Regions from separate parts of the Homo sapiens genome. Here region 1 is linked to region 2. Evidence: chromatin loops called from intact Hi-C (ENCODE). Cell type or tissue: breast epithelium. All regions are shown on one strand.

Evidence for each region. Hi-C counts contacts between places; a loop is a spot of excess contacts. Peaks named below come from ENCODE experiments on the same cell type or tissue, not always from the same donor. Only the 100,000 strongest peaks of a DNase experiment are listed, where the experiment ranks them.
Region 1: it touches region 2 in a loop (16-fold over the local background); 1 of 110 quality-filtered maps calls a loop at or near these places.

Annotation. Positions count from the first base shown.
Region 1 is chr12:115,614,089-115,619,088 of GRCh38, reverse strand. The region is part of intron 1 of LOC105370003 (a long non-coding RNA gene); the gene reads left to right. The region is part of intron 2 of LOC105370002 (a long non-coding RNA gene); the gene reads left to right. Among named protein-coding and RNA genes, the nearest start is that of LINC02463, 270 kb to the left of the region's middle. In breast epithelium, no CTCF peak of the experiment used is centred here; no DNase peak of the experiment used is centred here.
Region 2 is chr12:115,550,793-115,555,792 of GRCh38, reverse strand. All of the region lies in intron 1 of LOC105370003 (a long non-coding RNA gene), which reads left to right. Among named protein-coding and RNA genes, the nearest start is that of LINC02463, 330 kb to the left of the region's middle. In breast epithelium, no CTCF peak of the experiment used is centred here; DNase peaks (open chromatin) are centred at 1,892 and 2,277.

The sequences.
Region 1 (5,000 bases), 63 kb before region 2:
AAGGGACTCTCCAACAGTTGGAAAATTTCCACTTACCAGGAGCTGTCTGTGTAGTTGTGGGGAAGAATGTCAATCACTGTGGTTGGAAGGGTTAGAGAGCATTTGCAGTCCACTACAATGCAAGGCCACCTGAACACCTGGGACCACCCATGTGGTCCTCCCCACTCCTGATTAGCATCATGGAACACATTTATTGATTGCACACTGACACCTGGAATGGTCCGCTAAGCATTCCGTAGACATCATCTCATTTATGACCCAGGATATCACTCCCCGCCTTTTACAGATGGGGAAATGGAGGCACGGTGAGGAGCAGCCACCTGCCTTGGTTGACTCCTGTGTGAAATGGTAAGGTTGAGATTTGAGTTAGGTGGGCTGACTCTGAGGGCCTCATTCTGTATTTTTTTTTTAAATTGTGGTAAAACTGACATAACGTAAGATTTTCTATTTTAAATATCTTAAGTGTACAGTTCAGTGACATGAAGTGCATTCACATTGCTGTGCCCCTCCAGGTGCCGCTATCCATCTCCAGAACTTTTTCATCACCCCAAATTGAAACTCTGTATCCATTAAACACGCACTTCCCATTCCCCTCGCCCCTATTCCCTGGTAACGACCATTCTACTTTCTGTCTCTCTGAATTTATAAGGGACCTCTTATAAGTGGAATCATACAGTCTTCATCATTGTGTGCCTGGCTTATTTCACTTAGCATTACCTCCTCAAGGTTTATCCGTGTTATAACATATATCAGAATTTCTTTCCTTTTCAAGGCTGCATAATATTCCATTGTGTGTATAGACCACGTTTTGTTCATCCATGCATCGGTTGATGAACATATGGGCTGTTTCCACCTTTTGGCTATTGTGAATCATGCCGCTACAAACATTTCTGTACAAGTATCTGTTCGAATCCCTACATTCTCTTCTTTGGGGTGTTTAGCTAAAAGTAATTATTGGGTCAAGTGATAATTCCATGTTTAAGTTTTTGAGGAACCTCCACACTGGTTTCCTCAGCGGCTGCACCTTTTTACATTCCCAGCAGCAATGCACACGGCAGGTTGGATTCTTAACCACCATGCTCTCCTTCCTCTCTGAGTAGCCTGCATTTGTCCCGCTATGGAGAACAACGTGCTGTCCTATCTCTCAGTAGCCTGCAATTCGTCCTGCTCTTGTGGAGAGGCAAAGACTAAAAAACTATCCCTGCACCAAGGGGGCTCACGTCCTGGCAAGCGTAACACCTTGTCTTTATAATGCAGTACCTGGATTCAAGCCTCACGGGTATGGGAGGCAGGCCATTTAGCATTGTTATCCTTGTTTTACAGAGGAAGAAGGTGACACAGAGCAATAATTTGTAGTGCGCCTTAAGGTTACTGTTTCCATGGGACCATCTGGGACAGTGGAGGCCACCAGTGCACACCTTGTGGACCCCCTTCTGGAGACCATAAGTGATGCACCTACCTTAGCCCCAGCTACAGGGCTGAGCCAAGGCCACGCCTCCAGGGAAGCTCCCAGCCAATGAGTGTACGCGTAGGGGCTCTAAGGCGGGCCTGCCGATTCCTAGAGACCCGGGCCTCCCTGCATGGCTGACCTGGGTGTGAGAATGCCCCATCATCATTGTCCTTGTGTTAAGACTCTCCCCCCAAACCTTCTGTTCCCCTCTCCCCTTCACTCAAGGTCTGATAACTCTTCCAGCCTGGTCAGGCTTCCTCTTTATTTTCCTTCTCATTGGCACTTCCTCTAATAAAACCCCTGAATGTTTAATCCTGTCTTAGTCTGCTTCCTGGAGAATTCGGACTAATTCATTGAACTTATGGAGGTTCAATCACCTCCTTTTAAAGGGGAGGAAACTGAGAACCAAGGACAAAAAGAATGCCCAAGGTCAGGCCTGGTGCAGTGGCTCACACCTGTAATCCCAGAACTTAGGGAGGCCCAGGCGGGCGGATCACTAGGTCAGGAGTTTGAGACCAGCTTGGCCAATATGGTGAAACCCCGTTTCTACTAAAAATACAAAAATTAGCCAGGTGTAGTGGCGCGCATCTGTAATTCCAGCTACTCAGGAGGCTGAGGCGGGAGAATCGCTGGAACCCGGGAGGTGGAGGTTGCAGTGAGCCAAGATCATGCCACTGCACTCCAGCCTGGAGGACAGAGCAAGACTCCATCTCAAAAAAAAAAAAAAAAAAAAAAAAATTGCCCAAGGTCAGTGGAAAAAACAGTCATTGGAATTTCCTCTCCTGACTCTCAGATAAAGCCTGGTGTGGTACATTATCTGATACCAGGTTGGGGAGGAGTTTCGGGATTAGGGTATTCAGAGGGAAGACTAGCGAGCTGGTGGTGGGACAGTCTCGGGGAAATGCCTTCCAGACAGAGGGAAGGGTTAGTGCAGGGTCCCAGAGCAGGAGTGGGGCCTGCAGTGTTTGATGGAAGTAGAGTGGGTCTCCCGCAAGGTCAATGAGGGATAGGGGTGCCGGGAGTCAAGAGGTGATGTCAGTGGGGAGGACAGGGCTGCTGCCCTAGACCCAGGCAGGAGTTCAGATTTCATTCTAAATGGGATGGGACCCTATTTGAATGCTTTGAGTTGAAGGGTGCTGTGACTCGGCTTACATTTAGAAGTCACTCTGGCCATCATGGGGAGAATGCACAGAGAGAATGCTGCACCTGTGATGGGCCTGGTGCTCACGTCTAGATAAGGAAGCTGGGTCAGGTTCAAGAGGCTGCTGCAGGTGCCCAGGTGAGACAGAGAGCTTTGGCTTAGACCGTGGAGAGTGAGGCGCGATGGTCAAACTGCAGAGGGAATGCTAGGGGGATTACACTGTGCAGAACTGGATGATCAAGCCAATGATGGGGTGTGGTAGGGGGGAACAAAGAATTTGAGTGTCCCAGGTTTCTTGGCTGCTTGTGTACTCGCTTAGAAATAGTCATTGAGACTTTTCACTTCCTGAAACTCTGCAGGATATTGACATAGAAAGGGCTTCTCCAATCAAAACCTGCATGAGGCCAAGTGTGGTGGCTCATATCTGTAATCCCAGCGTGTTGGGAGGCCGAAGCAGGAGGATCACTTGAGCCCAGGAGTTCGAGACTAGCCTGGGTAATGTGGTGAGAACCTGTCTCTATGAAAAATACGTTAAAAATTAGCTGGGCATGGGGGCATCACTTGGAGTCTTAGCTACTCAGGAGGCTGAGATGGGAGGATCCCTTGAACCTAGGAGGTCGAGGTTGCAGTGAGCTATTGCATTCCAGCCTGGTGACAGACACTGTTTCACACACACACACACACACACACACACACACACACACACACACACACACACATTTTAAAAAGCTGTATAATTTCACATCAAAACAAAGGGTCGCAATTTACTAAAAAGTGCAAAGCAGAAGGTAGAAGTTCTAGTTAATAAGTTTTACCTAAATGTCCTGAAAACTAGTGATTTTTTTTTCAGAAAGCTATTTTTGTGTTTATAGTTTAAATACCTGGGTTTGAACTCAGGATGGGTCCCTTACTTGCTGTGTGACCTTGGCAAGTCACTGCAACTCTCTGAGCCACAGTTTCCTCTCTGTAATTGGAAGCAATAATGCCTTCTTCTTGGAGATGTTGTGAAGAGTAATTAAGATATGTGCTCCAGGACGGAACCTGTATCTAGGCAATTTTTAAAAACCGAATGCATTTTATACATACATTTCTAGGTTTATCATATTTGTATATTATTTACAATATATAAATGTATTTTTTCAAAAATATATAACCAGCACTGTGATTTCACTGATGTTATTACTTAATGTGAGGCTAAAGAAAAAAATACTGATATTTCAGGTGATACATGAATATTGTGAAAATGGAAAGGTAGATGCATCGCCAGCCAAGGTTTGGGAGCACCAAGATCACGGATGCAAATGCGTTCAGCAACTGTGGGTGCTCAGTGGGTGCTCCAGAAATGCTGGTTGAATGCGTGTCTTTGGAGAAAGCATCAGGAAGAGGGGCCCTGGCTGCTTTTCAGTGGACTTCTGCCGTATCTCTGCCCTCAGCTCCCTCCCCTCTTTTTCCCTTCCCTCCCCTCCCCTCTCTCCAGTCTTTACAAGTTTATCAAGACTACTCTGCCCCCATCAGGGCTCTGGGCAGGTCCCTGAAGAAGATTAAAGAAGATGAATATTTCATAGCCCTTGACTGACAACTCCTGAGGACCTGTTGTGGGTCTGGCGCCCACATCTAGTTAAGGAAGGGGGACAGGCAGAGGGGAGGGGGAGGAAAAGCCCATAGACTGAGCCATTGATCCGCTGGGTCCAATCTGCACTGATGAAACGCTCAGCTCCCAGCTCCCAAGCCAAAGGCAGCAAGTAATGGGTTTTAAGAGGCACAGGGCCAGTGGTAGCCCAGCCACCCAGCCCCCTTGGGGCCCACAGAGGCACCACCAGGCCCCCAAAGACCCATTTCTCTGTCTCCAGCTGTGGTCCCTCTGTCCTCATGGTGCCAGCCCTGTCCTTTTAACAAGCTGAACTCATTGTTTCCGACGCCTCCAACTCATTACCCCATTAAGGCCTGACGCCAGGCTCCATTCACCAGGGGACCCAGATGACAGGGTGGCAAGGCGCCTCTCCGTCTGGGGACTCTGAGGTGGTGGGCAAAGACCCCAGGTAGCCTCGGAGTAATCCCGTGGAGGCAACTGTGACAACGTGGAATTCTCCCTTCCATCTACTCCTTGGACACTGAGACTGGGGATAGAAGCAGTCCTGCTGACAAGGCTGAAATGTGGATTATTACTTTTCTTACCCCAGCTGTTCCTACATCCAAAGCTACTGACGCCACTTAACCCCACCTCTCAATGGAGGTGATGGATATTGAGGATGCCTTCTAGTATCTTGCTCTAGCAGGGAAAAAAGAACTTGTCTGGTGCTCCAGGGTTTTAAATGACTCAGTGCCAATAAAATGCAAGCAGGGGCATTGCACTTCGGGCTGTTAAGAGTGTGACCTGGTGCGTTAATTTCCTGTGGCTGCTGTTATTAA
Region 2 (5,000 bases):
CAGGCCCACAGAAGTGGGTTGAGAAAGAGAGAGAGAGAGAGACTGAGAGAGAGAAGGAGAGAGATTCTAGCCCAACTACTGGCTGCTGTCCCCATATAAACCTCCCATGGTCTTGCACCTTCACCATGAAGCCTAAGTCCTCAGCAAACAGTTCCAGCCCATCCTTCCTGCCTCATGTTATAGTCCTTGGCTTCAAAACCTCAACCTGGGACACTCCTGGGGGGAAGGCAAAGCCCTTGGGCGGGGGGAGGGGGTGGGAAATCTTTTTTTTTTTTTTTTTAATAAAGTAAAAACTGTCCTGCTTGCATACAAGAAATTGTAGAAAAAGTTTATTTGCTGATCATTGCTCGAATCTTGAAATACAATCAGTTCACAAGGATGTAACCAATTTGAATGCCAGTTGTGACTCCATGCTAGCCCACCACAGTCTAATTTGACATTATTAGTACAAATATATACATAAATTAATTGCCATTAGCACATGAACTACCTTCTCACTTTCCAGCTTAATGTTGCTTCCAGCTTCAACCATTCATTGTGGAACTCTTAACTAGCCTTATTGGTCAAATGTATTCTGTTCAACTCAGAGAAGCACGGAAGTGGTCAGTAGGATTGGTAGTCCTTACTTGGTCATCACAACAAAGGCTGCAGTTTTGTACTTAAATCTATAGTGGACGGTGATCTTTTTTCCTATCCAGGCAGAGTACCTAGGGACAGCTATGAATTCTGCAAATGCAACGAGAGGGGACAAACACGACAAAGAGGCAGCATGACCAGGCCACTGTGAGTCCTATATTTCAACAAGGGTAGGCCAGCCCAAATGGCTTTCCTTATCTACTTGAAACAATGGTATGTTTTTCTTCTGAGAAATCTCACCCATGGTTGCATTTCATTGCAGCCAGTAAAATTTAAAGAATTTAGAGGAAAAAATTTAAAGAATTCCCCAAATTATTACATTTTTGGAAGAAGCATTACATATAGGTTCTCTGAAACACTATGTTTTTTCATTGTCTCCCCTGCCCCTGAACATGTAGGTGTTTGAATCACTTGTATTTTTTCTTTGACAACTTTTCTTAAAAGTCTACACCTAAACCTTGTGTGTCTACCTCTGGGAAGGTCCTGACAGCTTTATCTGATTTTGCAAAAGTCCATCGCTAAGCTTCCCCCAAAAAGGATAACAAATTGCAGCCTTAAAGATGCCAGACCCATCAGCATTTCTTTATGATACCAGGTACATTTGCCTCTGTGATTTTTCTCATCCTATCCTCTCCACTAGAAACACCTATCCTCTTTTCTCTGTCCTAGAAAATTTTCATCCACACTTTGAGGCCCTCACACAGATTGAGTCAACTGATACATTCCTAGCTCTGGCCAGGGATGGGAAACATGATGGTGCAAATAGCAGACATGGTCACGACCAACCTAACAAGTGGGTTTCATTGCCATCATCCATCAAAGGTGAGGTTCAGAGAGGTGAAGTCAGTTGGCCCAGACACACAGCCAGAAATTGGCAGAGCCATGGGGCCCAACACGAATGCTAAGCTGCTTCAACTTTTCTTCATATGGCACCCAGCTTATGAACATTTCAAGTGGTCCATAAATATTTGCTGAGGAGGAGAGAAAGATAAATAATATTTGTACATCAACTCATGCCATGTGGGCTGCTTACATTTCTCACTTCATCCTCTCAACAAACCAAGGAGGTATTATTCTCCCTACTGAACCAATGAAGAAAGTAGAGTTCAGAGAGGTGAAACCACTTGCCCAAAGCCACACAGCATGAATGTGACAGAGCTGGGATACGAGGCGGGTCCTGTGTACTTAACCATTAGACCTGTCTACCTCTCACACTGCTAGAATCTCCTTGTTTCTGCAGGGTGAACTGAAACCTGGAAAACATGCTCTGCTCTTGGCCATCTCAAAGGTGGGAGGAGCCAGAGAAAATAGAGAGTCTCTTTGTTCTATCTCAAAGGCAAATAACATGAGTTCCCAAATTCAGGCCAATAAAGCAAATTTGTTATGGCCACTTCAGAGGAGGCACAGCGGCTTGTCTGGGTCAGGGGATGCAGTGGACATGAACGCCTAGATTGGCTAACAAGCAGCACAATTATGGTTCTCAGTGGATTCACACTGTTTTGAAAGGCCATCAGGCACTGAGAGGAAACAAGCAAAGGAGCGTTACAAATTCATTACAGAAACTAACTACTTCCATTTGTGCATGTGGCAGAGGACTCGGTGGCCAAGTAAAGGTATGACTCCTTTGTCCATAACTCTGCTCTCTGGAAGCCAGGTCCTGGTCAGGCCACACCTTGTGGGAGCAGAGAGACAAATCACTTAAGACTGGGGACCTTGTTTTGGAAGCTGGTGGCTTTATTGGTGCAGGGGTGAGGGCTTTGGGAGGTGGTCAAGTCCTGCCTACCCTTGAAGGAAGTGTGTCTTGCCTAGAATCCCTGGTGCCCTGAGCGGCCATATTTTGTGCCATAGAATATTCTCTTGTTATTAGGGCAGGGCCCCAGACACCTTGATTCATTGAGTGACCAGCAACTGTGACCAGAAATTGACTGGCCTGCGTTGAATAGATGACGATGCCAATGCAATTCCTGTTTCATCAAATCGGATTTGGGACAATGAGACACTGTGCCAGGGGAGCTGTGAAAGCTAACTTGAAAGACCAGGAAATAGATGTCAGATCAAAGTGGCCATTTTGGGCCACTGACAACTGATGTTGTGGAGAAATTGACCTCATAAGAGGAGAAAAAATAGCCAAGAGACAGAGAGAAGTGGAGATGCATGATAGAGAGGTTGGGGACCTGGGGAGAGGGGAGAGAGCAAAAGAAAAGGCAGCTAATTGGTTCGAGGTACCACTTTTTTTTTTTTGAGATGGAGTCTTACTCTTGTTGCCCAGGCTGGAGTGCAGAGGCATAGTCTCCGCTCACTGCAGCCTCTACCTCCTGGGTTCAAGCGATTCTCCTGTCTCAGCCTCCAAGTAGCTGGGATTACAGGTACCTGCCACCACACCCATCTAATTTTTGTATTTTTAGTAGAGATGGGGTTTCACCATGTTGGCCAGGTGGGTCTTGAACTCATGACCTCAAGTGATCCACCTGCCTTGGCCTCCCAAAGTGCTGGGATTACAGGCATGAGCCACCGCACCTGGCCAACCCAGGTTCCATTTTGTATTAAAAAAAATCAAAACAAAACAAAAAAAACCCTCACTTTTCCTATAGGTCACTTGAGTAAATAAATCTCTGTTTCAACCAATAGGATTTTAAGAAATTGGTGGTCATCATTTTCAGCGTAGGAATCTCAACCCCATGCCCGTAGGAGCCAGGCAAGTACTGTAAATGCCTGGTACAGGCTGGGCACAGAATAAACAGGGAGCACTGAATCCTGGAGAAACAGAAGCCACATGCCCTGGAAGGAGGGGAAGTCCTTACTGAGTTCTGGCCAGCATTTGTCGTAAGAGGATGTGGGTTTAGATGCTGTAAAGCTGGATTTTAATGAACCTCCTCTAATATGTAAATATAGATAACTGACCAGACGGAGTGTCTCATGCTTGTAATCCCAGCATTTTGGGAGGCCAAAGCGGATGGATCACTGGAGGTCAGGAGTTCGAGACCAGCCTGGCTAACATGGCAAAACCTCATCTCTACAAAAAATACAAAAATTAGCTGGGCATGGTGGCGGGCTCCTGTAATCCCAGATACTTGGGAGGCTGAGGCAGGAGAATTGCTTAAACCTGGGAGGCAGAGGTTGCAGTGAGCCTATCGCACCACTGCACTCCAGCCTGGGTGACAGAGTAAAACTGTTTAAAAAAATAATAATAAAAAAATAAAACTAAATAAGTACTGATAACTAATTTTAAAAATATGATGAGGGCCACACAAGCTCACTTGCATATCCGCTGCACCCTTTGGCTTACTTTTCCAGTTTTTGGCATAGATTCTGGAACCTTTTTAACAACTGAATGGCAGTCAGCATAAGACAAATGTATCTGAGCTACTCACAGGCATTTACGAAGCAACAGTCATTGTTTACAAAGTATTTTCCCCACTGTACAGACTCTGAAACTGGTGTTATTGTGATTTTTCAATTGAATTGTACTTAATTCAAAACCGTGATTTAAAAATGTTACTGGTAGGAAGTGAGTAGAGTTTCTATAGAATAAAAAAAAATCAGGCTGGGCGCGGTGGCTCACGCCTGTAATCCCAGCACTTTGGGAGGCCGAGGCAGGTGGATCACGAGGTCAGGAGATCAAGACCATCCTGGCTAACAAGGTGAAACCCTGTCTCTACTAAAAATACAAAAAATTAGCCGGGCATGGTGGCGGGCGCCTGTGGTCCCAGCTACTCAGGAGACTGAGGCAGGAGAATGGCATGAACCCAGGAGGCGGAGCTTGCAGTGAGCCGAGATCGTGCCACTGCACTCCAGCCTGGGTGACAGAGCAAGACTCTGTCTCAAAAAAAAAAAAAAAAAAATCTAACCAAGTGTCTTGCAAACTACTCAGAGACCTAAAGTCCAGCCTGGAACGTCATCCTTGATACATTGGTCTGCAAAGCAGCCTAGTGTGAATGGTCTTTTTTTCTTTTTTTAATTAATCTTACATGGTGAAACCCCATCTCTACTAAAAATACAAAAATTAGCTGGGCATGGTGGCACATGCCTGTAATCTCAGCTGCTTGGGAGGCTGAGGCAGGAGAATTGCTTGCGCCTTGGGAGGCGGAGGTTGCAGTGAGTCGAGATCACTCCACTGTACTCCAGCCAGGATGACAGGAGTGAAACCCTGTCTCAAAAGAAAAACAAATCTATTTTGCTTATTAAACTGTAGTTTTTTTCCTAACAATTTATAAGCTTACCACTATGTATCTGAAAACATCAAAATTAATTTCTTTTCAAATGCTTTACTTTTTACTGATTTTTTTCATAACTTCCCTTTTTCCGGATCTGATTTAATTATGTTTTACTTTATTTCCTTGATTCTGCTGTCTGACCCCCTTAGA